2 separate regions of the Homo sapiens genome follow, and region 2 is linked to region 1. Evidence: read pairs that join two places in POLR2A ChIA-PET (ENCODE). Cell type or tissue: OCI-LY7. All regions are shown on one strand. Each heading gives the region's core, and the rest is flanking DNA. Links, peaks and the distances in the headings are about the cores only.

The links. ChIA-PET counts read pairs that join two places held together with the same protein. Peaks named below come from ENCODE experiments on the same cell type or tissue, not always from the same donor. Only the 100,000 strongest peaks of a DNase experiment are listed, where the experiment ranks them.
Region 2: POLR2A ChIA-PET joins it to region 1 with 6 read pairs; 2 of 35 experiments call an interaction of 5 or more read pairs at or near these places.

What each region holds. Positions count from the first base shown.
Region 1 is chr2:60,833,233-60,843,459 of GRCh38, reverse strand. No RefSeq gene overlaps it. Among named protein-coding and RNA genes, the nearest start is that of REL-DT, 43 kb to the left of the region's middle. RefSeq lists enhancers at 1,972-2,391, 8,862-8,981, 9,092-9,141, 9,172-9,231. In OCI-LY7, for the core only: a CTCF peak has its summit at 3,963; DNase peaks (open chromatin) are centred at 1,929, 2,349, 3,219, 3,869 and 1 weaker place; H3K4me3 peaks cover 3,475 bases; H3K27ac peaks cover 4,859 bases.
Region 2 is chr2:60,973,615-60,983,841 of GRCh38, reverse strand. The region is part of intron 4 of PUS10 (pseudouridine synthase 10); the gene reads left to right. Among named protein-coding and RNA genes, the nearest start is that of PEX13, 39 kb to the left of the region's middle. In OCI-LY7, for the core only: no CTCF peak of the experiment used is centred there; DNase peaks (open chromatin) are centred at 3,551 and 4,421; H3K4me3 peaks cover 1,112 bases; H3K27ac peaks cover 3,790 bases.

The DNA of each region.
Region 1 (10,227 bases), core at 1,689-6,688:
GACTTGTGCACTTTTTTGGCTATTTATATATTACTTCAACTAGAAAACAAAACTGGCTGGGCACGATGGCTCATGCCTGTAATCCCAGCACTTTAGGAGGCTGAGGCACAAGGATTGCTTGAGCCTAGGAGTTTAAGGCTGCAGTAAGCCATGACTGAACCACTGCACCCCAACCCTGGGCAATGGAGCAAGACCCTGTCTCAAAAACAAAACACACACAGAAAAAAAACAAAAAGCAAAACTGCTGCTTAGTTTCCCACCCCAGACCAATTAAATTAGAAGCCTGCGGGTGGGGCCCGGGACAGGTGTTTTCAGGAGTGCAGCCAGGGGTGAGAACACTGCCCTCTCCTTTGTTGGTGCCATTCCGTCCCAGGGGGAAGATCGAGGACTGTGTCTGGGTGCTGCTGAAAGTGCCTCTAGGTGGTGGGGGGACAGGGCTGTCTTCGGGAGGGAAGGAAGGCAACAGGAATGGCCCACACCTCCACACCTCTGAAAGTGAGGACAGGCTTCTCCCCTGAGGTAGTGAATGAAGACTACCACCAGCCTTCAGGGGCTGCTCCTGACCGTCCTCCCTTAAGCAATTCCTGAATTTAATTTCAGGCTTACTATTCAGAACAGTTGCAGCTTTTCGGTATTTTTATTTGCCTGGTCCTTTGTGGAGGTTTTGTCTCTTCATTTGTATTTTTGTGTTTTACTGTAGTGGCCTAGTTTAAATTCTTTTCTGTCTTCCTTTTAATACTATAATCTCTTAGCCTACAAATTAAACAACCACATCCAATTGTGCCATCATCTGCCAGGTGGTGTGGGCTGGTTTTCTAACTCTTGTCCTACATGTGAGGGACAAATTCTGAATGCATGCCACTCTTAGTCTTCGCTATTCGCGACTATTCTCAATTAAGAAAAGGCTTATAAACGTGGAGACCCTTTAGTATCTCCTGACTTTATTCTGATTTCTTTTTTCTATGGATCTCCTCTGTGGAGATATTCTGGTTTCATAAATGAAAAACATTTATGGGTCAAGCTATGTAGCTTGATAAAAGATCCTACTACAATTTTAACAAATCAGGGGTTTTACCAAAATAATACCACTAGACCTCAACTTAAATAGCATTTTAACAAGACTGTGGCCTCTTTAACATTTGTTAAAATAGCTAGATATAGATTTTTAAAGTTATTTTTATTACATAATATTGAAGATATTATCAAAAGAAATAAACTTTGTTATAATTCTAAACTCATAGCAAAAATTATATAGATTTTGTGTATTATATAGATTATATAAGGACCTTGAAATAATGCACAAATGTCTTTCTAGATGCAAACACATTCTTCATATGACCATTATAATTTCTGAAAGAAAATCTGTATACATACATATGTATTATGTGGGAAAAAAAAGCCATCTACTGTGGCTATCATCGGATTATGAATGATTTCACATGTTTTCACTTTTTTTTTTTTTTTTTTTTTTTTTTGAGGTGGAATCTCACTCTCGTCCAGGCTGGAGTACAGTGGTGCCATCTCGGCTCACTGCAACCTCTGCGTCCTGGGTTCAATCAATTCTCCTGCCTCAGCCTCCTGAGTAGCTGGGATTACAGGCACATGCCACCATGTCCGTCTACTTTTTGTATTTTTAGTAGAGGTGGAGTTGCACCATGTTGGCCAGGCTGGTCTCAAGCTCCTGACCTCAGGTGATCCACCTCCCAAAGTGCTGGGATTACAGGCATGAGCCACCGCGCCCGGCCTGTTTTCACTTTTGTTTGTATTTTTTTGCTTCAGTAAAAAAGAGTTGAGAATAAGTAGAAAATAAGAAATATAGGCATCCTTCTGTATGTTGCAATGAAGGTCTTAATAGCAAAGAAACTGGCTTCTGGGACCAGCAGTATCAGCATCACCTGGGAACTTGTTAGAAATGCAAATTCTTGAGCCCACCCCAGACCTGCTAAATTAGAAACTCTGGGGGTAGGTCCAGCAATCTGCTTTAAGGAAACCTCAAGGTGACTCTGATGCATACTAAATTTGAAGACCACTGTTCTAAAGGATAGCACAAAACCAATTTGGCAAATGCTTAAGAGAGATCCAGTCTGGGAATAGATGTTTTGTTTTGTTCAATTTGGTCTCTGCCCCTTCCCTTCCTCAGCCAACCCGATTCATCTTGCTGCAATCAAACCTGTACCAGTGTTTCTCAACCCTGGCTGGGGAGCTCTTAAAAATGCCTGTGCCCAGGTGTCTCTCCAGGCCAATCTAATCACACCCTCTGTGGATGGGTCCCGGGCATCCAGGTGCTCCTGCTGTGCGCCAGGCTTGACAAATTCTGTTCTATATTCAGGTACTTTTGCGGTTGAAACAGATGATTGTTAACACCTGCCCTCAACTTCTTTCATTTATTTCCTGCAGACTCTGTGAAGCAGAACTCGGGCCTCTAGCGTCTGCTAGTCTAGATCTAAAGGTGTTTCCTGAGGGACAGTTTGGCCTGGCATGCAGGTACCTCTGCAGACCACAACAGTGCACCGAAAACACCCCCTCCCAGCACGCACACAAGTCTGGCTCCTCAGCCAAACATCAAACACCAACACTGCTGCCCATGCCAGATGCCAAGTGAGATAATGTGTGTTATACCCTTAGTGTGTTACAAAGAGAAAAGATTAATAAATGTTAGCTATCCTTATCTTCATTATCTAAATAAGGCATGTGGATCTCTTTTCATTTAAACTCACAAAATACCTGCTTAGAAGGCCTATCATGGTTGTTTCATCTTGAATTTTGTAACCATCAACTTTCATGTGAAGCCAGTGAGGGACCACTCACAGTCATGAGGGATGTTCTAAGCCAGCAGTTCTTAAAATGTGTATCACACGGGATCTTGTTAGAAATGTAAACTCTGGGCCCGGCACGGTGGCTCACGCCTGTAATCCCAGCACTTTGGGAGGCCGAGGCAGGCGGATCACGAGGTCAGGAGATTGAGACCATCCTGGCTAACACAGTGAAACCCCGTCTCTACTAAAAATACAAAAAATCAGCTGGGCGTGGTGGGCACCTGTAGTCCCAGCTACTCGGGAGGCTGAGGCAGGAGAATGGCGTGAACCCGGAAGGCGGAGCTTGCAGTGAGCCGAGATCACGCCACTGCACTCCAGCCTGGGTGACAGAGCAAGACTCCGTCTCAAAAAAAAGAAAAGAAAAGAAATGCAAACTCCGCTAGGCCTGGCGGCTTGTGCCTGTAATCCCAGTGCTTTAGGAGGCTAAGGTGGGAGAATTCTTCAGCTCAGGAGTTCAAGACCAGCCTGGGGAACATAGTGAGACCGCCCCCCACTGCCCCCACTCCACCACTTCCCTGCTCATAAATGAATGAGTAAAAAGAAATGCAAATTCTTTATTTTATTTATTGTTTTTGAGACAGGGTCTCACTCTGTTGCCCAGGCTGGAGTGCAGTAGCTCCATCTCGGCTCACTGCAGCCTCCATCTCCTGGGTTCAAGTGATTCTCCTGCCTCAGCCTCCCGAGTAGCTGGGATTACAGGCACCTGCCACCATGCCCAGCTGATTTTTGTATTTTTAGTAGAGGTGGGGTTTCACCATGTTGGCCAGGCTGATCTGGAACTCGTGGCCTCAAGCCATCCACCCGCCTCAGCCTCCCAAAGTGCTGGGACTACAGGTATGAGCCACCATGCCCAGCCAAGAAATGCAAATTCTTGAGGCCTACCTCAGTACTACTATATCAAAAACCCTGGAGGTGGTGCCCAGCCACCCATTTTCACAAGGCCCCCTGTGTTTCTGATGCATGCTCAGGTTTAAGAACTGCTGCTCTAAGCCTTCAGCCTCTCGAGCTTGTTGGAAATGCATGACCTCAGGCCCCACCCCAGATGACTGATTTAGAATCCCCAGGTCATTCAGATGCACATTAGAGCTTGAAAAGCACTGCTCTCGACTGTCCCCCACGGTCAGATTAGAATTAGAGCACCAGAAAGGGGTACTCTTAGATCAAAGCTTCTCGGCACCCCACAGAAATGCTGTCACAAGACAACAATTTAGGTGTAAGAAATCAACACATGAAAGACATTTCTGTATCTGTGAAAAAGAATTTTACTGCCATTCACCATCCCTGGATAAAGATTCTGTCAGCTTTCTTAGAGTTTAGAGCAAGCACGTGTGTCCTTTTTTAGAAAAGAAGGTGAAGTTATGAAACTCATGATACCTAAATTGCCAGGACACTTTCATTTTAGCTCAATTCTTTTTTTATTTTTTGAGATGGAGTCTCGCTCTATTGCCCAGGTTGGAGTGTAGTGGCGTGGTCTCGGCTCACTGCAACCTCCGCCTCCTGGGTTCAAGTGATTCTCCTGCCTCAGCTTCCCGAGTAGCTGGGATTACAGGTGCCCGCCACCATGCCTGGCTAATTTTTGTATTTTTAGTAGAGACAGGGTTTCACCATGTTGGCCAGGCTGGTTTTGAACTTCTGACCTCAAGTGATCTGCCTGCCTCGGCCTCCCAAAGTGCTAGGATTACAGACATGAGCTACGGCGCCCAGCATTTTAGCTCAATTCTAAGAAATATTCTTAGTCTAGGTTTTCTCATATAGCTCTCTCTTCTCTTGCTTAAAGTGATCTTTGCTTTCCATTCTTGTTTTAACAATCTATTATGGCTGCATTTTTTAAATAAGTAGCTTCAAATATTGTGTGAGAACATAAGGAGAAATATCTTTTCCTCACCCATCGCTAGGTTTACAGTGGAGAAAGCTCTATAACAAAAGACAGATTAACAAGAGAAAAACATGCAAATTTATTTGGTATGTTTTATGTGACACAGGGGCCTTTTAAGCAAATGAATACCCAAAGAAACAGACTTGTGTATTATTGCTGGCTTTGATGAAGAGTGGACGGTCATGGAGAAATATAACAGGACAAAGGGGATATGATCTAATGATAATAAACTGCAGGGAGCTTAGCAACATACGTTTGTTCAAATTCTTCTTTGTGTTCCTATGTCTTCAGAGATAAGAATGTTCCTTTCTTCTGACCGGGCACGGCACGGTGGCTCACTCTTGTAATCCCAGAACTTTGGGAGGCTGAGGTGGGCAAATCGCTTGAGCCCTGGAGTTCGAGACCAGCCTAGACAACATGGTGAAACCCTGTCTCTACTAAAAATACAAAAATTAGCCAGGCTTGGTGGCACATGCCTGTAATCCCAGCTACTTGAGAGGCTGAGGCAGGAAAATCACTTGAACCCAGGAGGCAGAGGTTGCAGTGAGCTGAGATCGCGCCACTGCACTCCAGCCTGGGTGACAGAGTGAGACTCTGTCTCAAAAAAAAAAAAAAAAAAAAGAAAAGAAAAAAGACTGTTCCTTTCTTCTGGATATAGGGAGGGCACCTCTTGAATAAAAGTCTTATGATCTGCTTCAGGGCAGAAGGGCAGGGAAGGGTCAGAGAGACCTTCCAGTAAATGGCTTCTCAAATTCCTTCAGCTTGAAATACTCAGTGTGCCAAGGTGCTGTATTTTGGGGATACCATGTCCTGAACCACATCAGGGCTACTAAGAAATGAATGTCTGTGCTATGTCTTGAAGCATCTCTGCCTGGATAGAGCACAGTGACCCCAAGAGCTCCATTCAGATTCCCTTTGCTCCATGAAGTGTTCCTGCTGTTCCCTGGACAGCTGTAATTAATATGGCCCCAGATAACACAGTTTGTGATTTATCATTATACATCACACTCTGCCTTATATTTTGAGGTATGTTTGTAAAGTGCTTAGGGTAGTGTAGGAACATACTACACACTCAAATGATGATGATGGCCATTATTATTGCTGTTGTTTATGTATATATATGTGTCATTCCTACTCAACTGTAAGCCTTGTTGGGGTGAGGAGAGGACCTTATTTACTGATGGATTCCCAAGCGAGCCTGGTTTATGCTGCACTCATAACAGTTTCTTACATATAACATTAATGAGAATAAATATTAGAGTACTTTGAAAAGGAAGACATGATTTATTATCATGAATTGGAGCATTGGGTCTCAGCTAATCCTATCCAAAAGAAGCTGTTTGACCAACAAGAGCACCACATCCCCTAGCCTCAGCCCCAGAGGGCAGCAGAAAAAAAAAGGAAGTGAAGGATAAATGTCACCGAAATTCTCAGTGAAACAGAAGAAACTCTGACCAAAACCAAAATGGAACCCACTGAAAATGTTAATGGTCATTTTTAGTAAGTCACAAGAAGGTTAAGAAATGCTATTTTAATAAGTAGAACAATTTCATTTTCCATATAGCCTTGGAAATTGAGATCTAGATGGTTTCTTTTACCTAGTCTCACATCAACTTTGCACCTCTTTAGCTGAAAGCAATATGGTTTCGCCTTCATAACTTGTGGAAAAAAAGAAGCAAAAGGGATAATATCTTAAGTAATTGTTTACAAGAGAAAAGCACGTTGGAAGTGAATGTTATATGTAGGATTATCCAACATAGTATTCTGGGAGGAAAAAGTTCAGACAGGAGAAGAAAATTGAGCAAAGAATAAGTTTGCATGATGTATAGAAGCAGGTTCATGGAGAAACCAATAAAGTCTGAGCCCCAGCTTCTTCCAACACCCCAAGAGGGGCCCTAGCGATTTTGTGTTTACAATTATGCATTAGTGTTCATGAAAAGGGCTTCCTAAGGTGCATACGTTTCAGGCTCTATAAAACTTGAACCACTCCTGATGAAATGCCTGTAAATTTGTGTAGCTCTTGTTTCTCAGCTTTACCTTTTTGCAATCATTTAGCTCTGCCTTGCTAAATGAAGTGATGCAACAACTGGGGACTTGGCCATAAGGAAGAAGGTCCTTGGAGAACTGCTATTTGGGGAGATTATCACAGCTGAGTTCAAAGTAGTAAAATGTGGACACTAGTATGGTTTTCATCAAGGATTATCATTGTACTTCTAGGGTAGTGATTCCCAACCAGGGGCAAATTCTACCCCCAGCGGGGAGGGCTGCTACTGGCATCTAGTGGGTAGAGGCCAAGGATACTGCTAAACATCTTATAATCCACAGGGCAACCTCCACAGCAAAGAATTATCTGGCACCATATCTGGTTAGTGCTGAGGTTTAGAAACTGTTCTAGGGTGCTCCTTTTACTACAAGTCAATTGACAATCCAAGTTGTCAAAATGAATGACCAGCAGCGTAAGGTAACATCTCAAAGGCATTCTGTCTCAAAGGCATTTGTTGGGTCTGTCATAAACCATTGTTCATCATATATCTGGCTCTTCCTTCTGTACACACACATAGGAAGGTTGTTAGGGCAGTGACTTGAACGAAAACTGGTGGAAACCTGTCTGATGCTAACGGCTGCGAAACAGGGAGTCCTAGAATTACAGGCACCGGAGTGGTGCTTTGTTGTGCAAACCCTGATCAAAAGATCAGCCTCCCTAAAACTAGAGTTTAGACACTTCCTTCACGGATGTGAATGTCCACACAATGTTAATGGAAATGTCAATCCCTCTCCCCAGCTGCTGAGATCCCACTCCCAGGCTGCTGAACCCTACCAGTTAAAGTCCCAGAGTTACCAATGGACTGCCCCAAATTCCTGCCCTTGGACCTTTGCTGGTCCTTTACCACCTCATGGCCTTCCTTCTAGTCCCCTTCTGACTATCTCTGTAATAGTCCCATGGCGGCTCATTTCCCCAAAGCCCCTAAACCATCCTTTCCCTGTTACCCTTCTGTGGATGCCTACACCTCCTGCTTCCCTGAGATGAGTTACAGTAGTAATCACAGCTGCTACCATGTATGCAGCAGCCATAAGCACTAGGCTGGCGCCATAACTACACTTCATCTGCGAGGCGAGTATCAATAACCTTGTCTTGCAGATGATGAATCCCGGGTTTAAAGAGGCAACTTCCTCCAAGTCACAATGCAGGCACTTGGTCCTCCAAGTCACAATGCAGGCACTTGGTCCCAGGACTGCCTGGCTCCAGTAGGAACTCCCTATGCTTACTTCTCTCCTCTCCCCAGAAAAATCTGTTTTTATATTGATCCCTGGATTTATTTTTTCTTTCTTTCTTTCTTTCTTTCTTTCTTTCTTTCTTTCTTTCTTTCTTTCTTTCTTTCTTTCTTTCTTTCTTTCTTTCTTTTTCTTCTTCTTTTTGAGATGGAGTCTTGCTTTGTGGCCCAGCTGGAGTGCAGTGGAGCAATCTCAGCTCACTGCAACCTCTGCCTCCCAGGTTTAAGTGATTCTCCTGCCTCAGCCTCCTGAGTAGCTGGGATTACAGGCATGCACCACCACGCCTGGCTCATTGTTTTTTTGTATTTTTAGTACAGTTGGGGTTTTGCCATGTGGGCCAGGCTGGTCTCGAACTCCTGACCTCAGGTGATCTGCCCACCTCGGCCTCCCAAAGTGCTGGGATTATAGGCGTGAGCAACCGTGCCCGGCCAATCCCTGGATTTTAGATGAGGAAAAGTTCTTTCAAACCAAAGTTGACTCCTCCATCTTGATCTTGTTCTGCTGTCTCCCACTGTCCTTCACTCTGTCTTTTATCTATCACAGCCTCCTAGCTCCTCTCTAGCGGCTCCTTCCTTTACAAATGCACCCCCGACCCTGCTTCACGAGCAAAGTCCTGCCTCATCTGCTTCCTTTGCTTCACTGTCAACTTGTCAAAGGTAAGAGGGTCTCAGTTTGGCCACTCGTCTGCTCCCTCATTCATTTCCTGTCCTGTCCATGAACAAAGTCTTGCTCTCTTCCCTGGCCCCGTGCCTCAGGATGGTGATTTGTCTGTGTACCCTTGGGACCCTCTGCTCTCTCTGGATGGAGACCATGTCTACCTCCCACCCTTTTGTTTCTCAGTGCCTGGGACAGTGCCCTGAAGAGTGTGCGTGATGGGGATGACCTCACATTCAGACCAAGGCAAAAACCAGATAAACCCCTCCCTCCCAGGGGGCCAGGGAGATGGCTGAAGCAGGGCTCCTAGGGAAATTCCTTCGGGCTGGAGCTCTATTCAACAGAATGACAACACACTATTGACATATTTAGAGCAGTGATTACCTCATGGAAATACCCTATTTTCACCAGGGACTGAGATCCAAGCTTCATATCTAAATGTCATGTATCTCTTCACTATAACTGAGGCTCTGAGAAAACAGAAACACATGACTACATACTAGGGGATTCAATTCCTGTTTTTCCTTCCTGTTTGTCCTCTTCTAAAATAAAAAAAAGAAACTTCTTGGTATTGTTATCCTGAGGGTATATTACTCCTACATATGTGGAGATAAAGTTAAATGAAACAAGTAGTTTCTGAGCTGTTGGCAGTAAAGGCCATCCATTTTTAAAAGGAAATTAAGTAACATCTAAATCTATATTTGATGGCAAAGATCCCTGCTCTGGGTAATTCCATTCTCATACCCTCTCCACTGAAATGTCTGTAGGAATTTCCATAAGTTGGTATTAGGCTTCTGTCTAACCTTCATCCATCTATCTACTGGTTCATTCCTTAATTCAATAAATCTTTATCCAACCTGTATGCTCAGTCATTGGACAAGAGAGAAGAAAGACACTGTGCCTGTTCTCAAAGAGCGAAGTCTAACGTGGCACCTACAATTCAGGGTGACAGGTGCTGGATAAGAGAAATGTAGGGTGTGGCAGGAACATCCACATAGACGCTGACCCCAGACTTGGGGGCAGCCAGTCAGGGACAGTTTCTAGGAGAAAGTAACATCTAAGGTAAACTCTAAAAGCGGTAGGTGAAGGTGGAAGGGGTCAGGTTGCGAGGAGAGGCTGACCAAACAAGAGAGAATAACGTTTAGAAGGCCCAGGTCAAGGGAGAGAGAAACAGAGACAGAAAGACAGAAGAGAGTTTTAAGGGACCAACAAGTTAATGCTTACTGGATCAGAGAAGAGGAGATGAATGGAGAAAGATTCAGGCACATGAAGTGGGTGCCATTATCATCCCCACATCGCAGATGTGGAACTGAGGCACTGAGAGGTTAAGTAACTTGCCCAAGGTCATCCAGCTAGTACGTAGCAGATCCTGACTAAGCCTAGTATCTGTGCCCTTCACTGCTGCCTTTGAGATCATTTTCTTTTCTTTTTTTGGAGACCGGGTCTCGCTCTGTTGCCTAGGCTGGAGTGCAGTGTTGTGATCGCAGTTCACTGCAGGCTTGATGAGATAATTTTCAAAATTCCCTCCCAGCTATGGTTTGGAGGCTCCAGGAGAAAAGAGTAGATTGAGGCAGTAATTTTATATTCAGTGGGAAGTCTAAGGGGGAA
Region 2 (10,227 bases), core at 2,365-7,364, 140 kb before region 1:
ATGCAGTTACCTTATTTGCAAATAATGATAGTTTTGTCATTTCTTTTTTACTATTTTAAAAATATATACAGTATATTTAGGTGTATCATATGTGTATATTTTAATACTAAGTATATTGTTAGCTCTATTCTGATAGGTACACTTTATCTAATTTTTTTTTTTTTGAGATGCAATTTTGCTCTTGTTGCCAAGGCTGAAGTGCAATGATGCGATCTCGGCTCACTGCAACCTCCGCCTCCCTGGTTCAAGCGATTCTCCTGCCTCAGCTTTCTGAGTAGCTGGGATTACATGCGCTACCATGCTCAGCTAATTTTTTTGTATTTTTTAGTAGAGAGGGGTTTCACCATGTTGGTCAGGCTGGTCTCAAACTCCTGACCTCAGGTGATCCACCTGCCTCAGCCTCGCAAAGTGCTGGGATTACAGGCGTGAGCCACCGCGCCCAGCCTATCCTTTATTTAATGAAATTTGCTTCTATTCCAAGTATAGTATGTTGTGTTAAAAATAATAAATAGATATTTGTAATAATTATATTTTTCTCCTTTTATCTATTTTGTAGTCAAGTAAACTAATAATTTCCTTGTGTTGAATTTGTGTTGTTTTCTTGAAATAAGCATTTTTCATTCTGATTATAGTAACAATTAGACTTAAGGGCTGGGTGTGGTGGCTTATGCCTGTAATCCCAGCACTTTGGGAGACCAAGGCAGGAGGATTGCTTAAGGCCAGGATTTTGAAACCAGCATGGTCAACGTAGTGAGACCCCCATCTCTACCAAGACAAAAAATTAGCTAGGTATGGTGGTGCATGCCTGTAGTCCCAGCTACTCAAGACTATATTTTTGTCTGATAAATTCTTAGAATTGGAAATGCTGAATTGAAGGGAATACAATTCAGCTGGCTGAGGTGGAGGATCACTTGAGCCTGGGAGTTAGAGGCTGCAGTGAGTCATGATCGCGCCACTGAGCTCCAGCCTGGGTGTCAGAAAGAGACCCTGTCTCAAAAAAAAAAAAATTCGACTTAATATTTTATTTAGGATATTTACATACATAGATATTTGGTTTAGGTATTAAATCATGCAATTAGATTTTATATTAGATTATGTAAAACTTTTGGAAAGAACTGTGAGGTTTTCTTACGCTTTGAAAATTTTAACAACAAAGAAATTATCTGTTTTTGTTTCTTGAAATGTTGTTAAATTCACTTATAAAATGATATTAGATGGTTATAAAGGTAGGTCTTTATTACTTTTTCAATTTCTTCTATTAAAAGTTATTGTTCTATCTGGCCAGGCATGGTGGCTCACGCCTGTAATCCCAGCACTTTGGGAGGCTGAGGCAGATGGATCATTTGAGGTCAGGAGTTTGAGACCAGCCTGGCCAACATTGCAAAACCCTGCCTCTACTAAAAATACAAAAATTAGCTGGGTGTGGTGGTGCACACCTGTAATCCCAGCTACTCGGGAGGCTGAGACACAAGCATTGCATGAACCCAGGAGGTGGAAGTTTCAGTAAGCCAAGATCGTGCCACTGCACTGCAGCCTGGGTGACAGAGCAAGACTCTGTCTCCAAAAAATAAATAAATAAATAAATAAAATAAATAAATAAATCCAGGGATCAAGATAAAGACAGATTTTCTGGAGAGAGGAGAGAAGTAAGTATACGGAGTTCCTGCTGGAGTCAGGCAGTCCTGTAGTCCTGGGACCAAATACCTGCATTGTGACTAGGAGGAAGTTAGAGGCCTCTTTATTTTTTTATTATTTTTATTTTTTTAATGGAGATGGAAAAAGAAAAGTTATTGGTCAATCTGTTTTTTCCCTCTTCTTGAGTCAAATTTTGATTAATTAAATATTAGCTATTTAATTACCAAATAATTAATTTGTTACTTTACTTTCCTTCAAAATTGTTTGTTTCAAAGTGTGGTCTAGCAACCCCTAGAAGTCCTTGCAAGGGGTTCACGAGGTCAAAAGTATTTTTATAGTTTATAATAATTTGCTTTTTTCACTCTCATTCTTTTAAGAGTATACAGTGGAGTTTTCCAGAGGCTATGTGATTACAGCAAATTGAATGTAGAGGCAGAATGAAAATCCAGGTATCTCCTATTAAGATGTATATTAAAGAGATTTGCAAAAATGTACCACAGCATCAGTTTTCTCACTAAATTATTTTGTTTGAAAAATATATTTTTCAAGAAAAGTTATTTATGTTAACACATAATGGATTTATTACTTTGTCATTAATTTTTAATGAATTAATAAATATTTTTTAGGCCAGGCACGGTGGCTCACGCCAATAATCCCAGCACTTTGGGAGGCCAAGGCAGGCAGATCACCTGAGGTCAGGAGTTCAAGACTAGCCTGGCCAACATGGTGAAACCCCATCTCCACTAAAATACAAAAATTAGCTAGATGTGGTGGCGGGCACCTGTAATCCCAGCTACTTGGGAGGCTGAGGCAGGAGAATCGCTTGAACCTGGGAGGCAAAAGTTGCAGTGAGCCGAAATCTTGCTGTTGCACTCCAGCCTGGGTGACAGAGCGAGACTCAGTCTCAAAAAAAATAATTTAATTTATGGTTTTAATTGCTAATATGGTAAATATTGATAGCTATAACCAACATAAACAAAAGCTACTTGAGGTTCTTAAAAACTTAAGAATGTAGGCTTGGCGTGGTGGCTCACACCTGTAATCCCAGCACTTTGCGAGGCCAAGGCAGGTGGATCACCTGAGGTCAGGAGTTTGAGACAAGCCTGGCCAACATGGCGAAACCCCATCTCTACTAAAAAAATACAAAAATTAGCCAGGCATGGTGGCGCGTGCCTGTAGTCCCAGCTACTCAGGAGGCTGAGGCAGGAGAATCGCTTGAGCCCAGGAGGAGAGGTTGCAGTGAGACGAGATTGTGTCATTGCACTCCAGCCTGGGCAACAGAGTGAGTCTCTGTCTCATAAAAAAAAGAATGTAATGGGTCCTTAACCAAACTGTTAGAGAACCACTGATCTACATATAACAATTTAATTTTTTTGAAGGTGCCTGTACTCATCTTCTATAATTCTTTAAATCTTCTTTGAATAGAATAGTCTACTGTACGTGTGTATATATCTTCATCTATATATATAATTACATTTTACATGCATTTTTGTTTTTACACATTTATTGTGTGTTCATGTGTGTTTGTCAGCAGAACTGCAACTTAAATGGAAGCACTGACCTACTTGGTGTTTTGGTTCTTTCTTGTGGCTGATTTTGTCCACAGGCCAAGTTTCTATAAGTGATTTAGTTATGTGAGCTAGTGGATTTCTGATGATAGTGTTGGATGAAAGGCACAGAGTTCCGTAGCCACAGGCAGGAACAGTTGGTGGGAGATGGGTGGTCCTCCAGGGAAGCTGCCATCACAGGTCAGCCTTATCCTCTGATGGTTGTGCTGGATTTCTTGCAACTTGTATTGTGCTCAAGGCAGGAACTCAGAGGTATCCTTAGAATGGGGCTTCACTGTACAAAGTCCTGGCCACTATAAATGTTTCAGAGAAGATGCTGGCTCTCTAAAACCAAATTCAAAGAGGGAGTACATTTGCACTTCTCAGCCACACCCGGCTGCCAACAGATGTTTGAGATCCTTGTTTCACTGAGGTTATTAACTCTAGAGTTACCTGAAATTCAGTTGCTATGTGTGTTCTCTCTCATTTTCATATGACACTAAAGAACAGTACTGAGCCATATCTGTCTTCATTTATCTATCCCAGAGCCTTTTCTTTATTGTAACTGTTGTGTCTTTTCTGATCCCCCTCCCTGCTTCTACTCCTACCCCACCCCACTTGCAGAATTTCCTCTTGTTATTTCCAATCAAATCCTTCATTTCTAAACAAACATCAGCACCTACAGTGTTGGAAGATGCAATACAATTTCCTTAAAACTCACAACATAAAAATAGCAATTCCAGGAACTGGAGTAATAGAGCTGTAAAACCTAATTTGGCCCCACAGATTCATTCTATGCTGATCTGTCCTTGCTTTTCCCCTCTTGACTTGTCCAAAAAGAAGATCTTCAACCTTTTCAATGCTATCTAAAAGTTCTTATTGCCAAAGTAGAGAGAAAACCTAGAGTTAAATGATCTCTTCTTATGTCTCACTTCATTTTCTTTTTTCTCAACCATGTAGGGAAAGAAAAGAGGATTTTGATGGGTTTTTAAACATGGCCAACATAGGTTTTATTTATCAGAGGAGACACCTAGATTCAGTCTGTTACATTCATTTAATCACACGTCTGACATCCAAGCCTTTGGGGAAAAGAAGAAAGTTTTGAGATGGGGAGGTGGCGGGGGTGAGGAGATGGTGGTGGTGCAAGAGTCAACTAAGTGGTAGATCAAACAGTGGTTATAGGAAAATATTCCCCCTTCCTCTCTTACCTTCCTCTTTTTTGCCACCACGCCTGAGACACAAGGAGAGGCAGATGTTCAAGGTTATAGCATGCTGCCACAACCCTGACACACGGTGAGGCACAGGCCCTGATGGAGCAGAAGCTTAAGGCACTAGCATGCTGGGGATGGGGAGGAGGAGAAGGAGGAAATCTTAGGCAGTGGTCTGGATAGAGAGAAGGAAGAAGAATTTCTCTTGTCACTAACCTCCTTATTGAGCCCAGTTTCCAAATGGCTATTACAGTGCAAGAAAAAATTACATAAATGTTTGTATGTATGTATGCATATGTGTATGTGTATGTGTATGTGTATGTGTATGTGTATGTGTATGTGTATGTGTTGGGAGAAGAGTTTGGAGCAGGGGGTACTGCTAAATGCCTCCAGCTGCCCACACAACTATTGTCATTTTTCTATTGTCATTATTCTCAGTCTATATTTATTTTATCTTTGTTATTATAAATGAGTCCAAGAGATGTGTAAGATTCAAAAGAATATAGTTTGAAGGGCATTGGTGGTGATTTAGAAACCTCAACATCACTGCCAATCAGCAAGTCCTGCCAATCTGTGTTCTCAATAGTTCTTAAAGTTGCCTACACTTTATCATCACTAGCATTGCTGTAATATATTTTTTCTTGCTTGAATTACTGCTTTAGTTTACGACAAATCTTCCTTTTCTTTAATTCCCATCTTTTTCTTCTAATTCACAATGCAACCAGAGTGGGCATTCCTGAAGACAAATATGATCATGCTACTTCATTCCTTAAAATCCTTCTGTGGGACCATATTGCCTTAAGGGGAATATCTAAACCCCTTAGTATGGGTCCAGTAGTTCTGTGATCTAAGTCCTGCTTCCTCCTTTGCATTTCCCAGCCACACATCCTCAGTTCTTTAGGGACCACTGACATAGTCCCCAGAACCTTCCCAGTGCTCTCTGGCATTTGCACCTTTGGGTTTCCTCTGTTTGGAACATACTTTCCACGTTTTTCACCCTGTGAATTCTTTTTTTTTTTTTTTTTTTTTTAAGATGGAGTCTCACTCTGTTGCCCAGGCTGGAGTACAGTGGTGCAATCTCAGCTCACTGCAACTTCCGCCTCCCAGGTTCAAGCGATTCTCCTGCCTCAGTCTCCCTAGTAGCTGGGATTACAGGTGCGCACCACCACACCCGGCTAATTTTTGTATTTTTAGTAGAGATGGGGTTTCACCATGTTGGCCAGGGTGGTCTTGAACTCCTGGCCTCAGGTGATCCACCCTCCTCAGCCTCCCAAAGTGCTGGGATTATAGGCGGGAGCCCCAAGCCGGCCTGCCCTGTGAATTGTAAGTAGCTGATCCTTCGAAGCTCAGATTAGGTGTCACTTCTCCTGCAAGACTGAGCCGAGGATCCTTTACATGCCCCTCCTAAGTGTGTCTCTGTCTCAGCCCCCACCACTCTGTATTTTAATTATTTTCATTACTGTTACTATTAATAGCTTAATGTTTATTATCGTTTTGTCTTAGTTCATGGGTTTGCTCATGGGCAGAGACTGTTTTTTTATCTCTGCATTCTCAATTGCAATCTCACCACATAGGCAGTACCCCCTAAATAAATTGAATACCTTCCTCTTACGGTTTGAGAAACCCAGAGAGAGAAGCCACCTTGCTAGTGATCACATAAGAGAAGCAGAGCCTGCCTTTTGATCTAGTGTTTGTTTCCCTCCATCAGGAATTACAGACTCAGATGTCTATAAGAGCCAGATAGACAACAAAAATGAGAAAAGTGGGCTGGACACATTCTCTCATTTTTCTGGAAAATATGACTTTCTCACAGTATACTTTCCCATGTATGATAAAGAAATATTTTAGCACAAGACATATTTTCCTCTTAAACTACCACACAAGAAAAACAATAGTACAAAAATGATGGTTATATTGCAACTTGATGAATTATAGAAGATTCAAATATCAAATGTTTCTTTGTGCTGCCGCGAGTCTTGGCCTATACGTAAATGAATCACATCTCATGTTATGGTTTCAGTCTTTGGGTTCATGACCTAGCTTGGCAATCAAAACCTTCTGAACTTTCCAGTTTCATCTTTAATCGCTGAACCCCTAACCTCACTTATGAACACACATAACATACCCCAAAGTGTCCAACTTTACTGAATTGTAGTTTTGCAACACACCATTTTTAACACCTCTCTCTGTCTCTATCCTTTCTCCATCACCTCTGCTTGAATCAACTTCAATCCCTGTTCCTACTGTCACCCACTCTCATTATTTGGTACTAGATGAACCTCTAACTCAGAAAGCTCAAACACCATTCCCGGGCATAGACCTTCTGGTCTATGGTGTGTGTGTTAGTGTTAGCAGAGTACACAAGCACTTTAGCAAGCACTTATTCAACTGCCCCATTTAGGACTTGCCTAACATTCTCCAATAAAGTTAAACATAGTCCAGGATTAAATTGTGTTTTCTTAATTTTCCAGAGGTGACATACTGCCTCTGGTATCAAATTTGATTAAACCTGATAACTTTAATGCCATTTGCTTCTGTTGGGGAGGAAAAATTTTTTTGTTTACTCTAGAGAATAGATTTTTTTCTATTCACTAAGGGACAGAACATTTATCAAAATTATCTTGGTGATTTGAAAGGGAGAAATATACTTCTTTTTCCTTGCCAGAAGCAGGTCCAGGGCATTATTAGCTTGTGGTAACAATTGAATAATCCAGCAATGCTGACTTATTTGAGATTCAGCCTTTAAGCCCCTGCTGTGTGGTTAGTTCTGTCCAATCTGCTGGCATGCTGGAGCAGGGAGCCTGCAGAGGCTTTGGAAGGAAAAACCATTTAACAAGTCTCAGATACTAAAGACATTTGATTTAATTTCATGTGTTACACATGGTTACCTGGTTTCCCTTGGCAACCTCCAGTTCCGCCCTACTTTATAATTAGAGGATGGTGGGATACATTGCAGACTTGATGACATCACCTGGAAGTGACTTGTAGAGAACAGAGTTTGCTTCAAAAGAAGAGACACAAAGGTCACTAAGAAAAGACGGAAGAGTCTGAGGTTCCTTAAAGAAGAGACAGATAGCTCTCTATAGCTCAGATTTCATTGAAGAGGGAGGTTTCAGAACTAGCTATAGCAAAGCAGTTTGGAAATATGACGGAATGAGATCAAGTCCTGTAAATCTTTTAAGGTATAAATCTGAATTTTATTATTTGTAAAGTACAGATAAGGTTTCAGTTCAACAACAGTATTAATTACCATTTATTCAGTATTTGCCAGGAATATGACTTGGGTCTTTACAAACACATTAAATCATCACAATAGTCCTGCAAGGGAAGTATTAATATTTTTGTATATATAAGGACATGTGTTTATTGATCTCTTAAAGAAGGAGGCTGGGCCAGGAGAGGTGGCTCATGCCTGTAATCCCAGCACTTTGAGAGGCCGAGGTAGGCAGATCACTTAAGGTCAGGAGTTTCAGACCAGCCTGGCCAACATGATGAAACCCGGTCTCTACTAAAAATATAAAAATTAGCTGGATGTGGTGGCGGGTGCCTGTACTCCCAGGTACTTAGGAGGCTGAGGCAGGAGAATCGTTTGAAACGGGGAGGAGGAGGGTGCAGTGAGCCGAGATCGTGCTACAGCACTCCAGCCTGGGTGACAGAGTGAGACTCTGTCTCAAAATAAAAGAAAAAAAACAAAGAAAAAGAATGAGGCTGAAGGAAGGGCGGGACAAAATTAACTACAAGGTTTCAGTTTTAGGAGACCATTATTCTTTTTTTTTTTTTTTTTTGAATGCTCCCTAAGTCCCATAGGTCTCAGTCGTCTATTATAAAACAGTTTAATAACAGTGCCTATAAATGATTTCTTTAGGCATCCAGAAAAGTTTAAATTACAATCATCTTAGTAATTCTCTCATTTTACACATTAGAAAGTTGAGTCCCAGAAATTAAGTAAAACCTAAAGTTAGGTTTTCTGACTCATAGTAATTTGTGTGTTATAATACTATGATACTGTCTGGGTGCAGTGGCTCATGTCTATAATCGTAGCACTTTGGGAGGCCAAGGCGGGCGGATCACGAGGTCAAGATACTGAGACCATCCTGGCCAACAAGGTGAAACCCTGTCTCTACTAAAAATACAAAAATTAGCTGGGTGTGGTGGCGTGCACCTGTAGTCCCAGCTACTCGGGAGGCAGAGGCAGGAGGATTGCTTGAACCCAGGAGGTGGAGGTTGCAGTGACCCGAGATCACGCCATAGCACTCCAGCCTGGGCGACAGAGTGAGGCTCCGTCTCAAACAAACAAACAAACAGAACCATGATACTATGCCCATGCATTTTGAAATAAGGCTCTAATAAATGAAAGGAAAAAAGGAAGGGGTCTTGTAATACTACTACTATAAATGTATTAGGTTGAGCTAGCAGAGTAAACTAACACATCAGAAGGTACTGGTGAGACATTCAGGCACTGGTGTTACGGGATCCTTGGGGTGTTGCTTCGCCAGCTGGAAACCTCTGTGGACAGTGGCGTCTTTGCCCGAGTTTTTCTCTAGCCCGCTAGGCTCGTTCTGTCCACTCGGCCTGGCACGCTACGCCTGGGTCTGATGCCTGCCAAGGGCAAGCCAGGCGTGGAGCAGCGAGAGGTGTGTGAGTGAGCATGGGGTCCAGCCATCGCACACAGCAGGCACGCTGGCTGCAGTGGGGCAGGCAGCTCCACGCGCAGTCATGGCTCCCTGTGAAGCTGAGGCTGGACCAGAAATACCATAAACAGCTTCCACAGCTGACCCCGGGGAATATGGTGGCACCTGGAAATTTGGAGACGCTAGAAACCGCAGAGCCCTAAAGAGGGTGTCACGCCCTGGCTCAGGGAGCTCCTAGGTCTGGGTTCCCGGCCACAGCTCTTCTCTTCCTCTCTCTTCTCTCCTTCTCGTCCCCCGTGGTGAGCAAGGGGCGTGTTTCAGCCCTGTTTGTTTTACAGCTCTTTTAGCCCCACCATTTGTCAGGTCCTGAGTTCTTGTCTTGCGTCCAGGAAGAATGAGGTATGCAAACAAGTGGAGGATGAGCAAGATGAAAAGGAGCTTTATGGGCGTGGTGGCACGCGCCTGTAGTCCCAGCTACTTGAGAGGCTGAGGCAGGAGAAACACTTGAACTCGGGAGGCGGAGGTTGCAGTGAGCTGGTATCGCACCACTGCACTCCAGCCTGGTGACAGAGCAAGACTCCATCTCCAAAAAAAAAAAAAAAAAAAAAAGGAGCTTTATCAAGTGGTAGAACAGTTCAGAGAAGACCCACAGTGGGTAGGGTAGCTCCTCTGCATAGCCAGGGTGTCCCGATAAGTGTTCAGCTCTCAGCAGAGAGAGTAGCTCCTCTGTGCAGGCAGGTCGTCCTGTCATTCTTCAGCTCTCAGCAGAGAGGGTAGCTCTTCTCTGCAGGCAGGTCGTCTGTCATTTCTTCAGCTCTGAGCAGAGAGGAAAGCTCCTCTCTGCAGGCAGGTCGTCCTATCGTTTCTTCAGCTCTCAGCAGAGAGACTCTGGGGTGGATAGCTCCTCTCTGCTGTTGGTTGTCCCCTCATCTCTTTGGGTCTGGCTGAGTCCAGGGCTTTATATGGGCCTCAGAGGGGAGGAAGTGTGTGCCAATTGGTCCATGGGCAGCCATGGGTGGGCCTGGAAAAAGGACCACAAGTTCCTACTCCTGTCCCGGGGACTGGCAGCCCAGCCCCCAGGCTTCAGGCCCTCCCTGGCTTGAAGGTGGGGCTTCACTGTGGACCTGCCGCTTTCTGCCCAGGAACCTCTCTGCCTCCTGCTGCTGTTCATGGCGCCCTGGCTGTTCTTGCCAAGGGGCGCCTGCA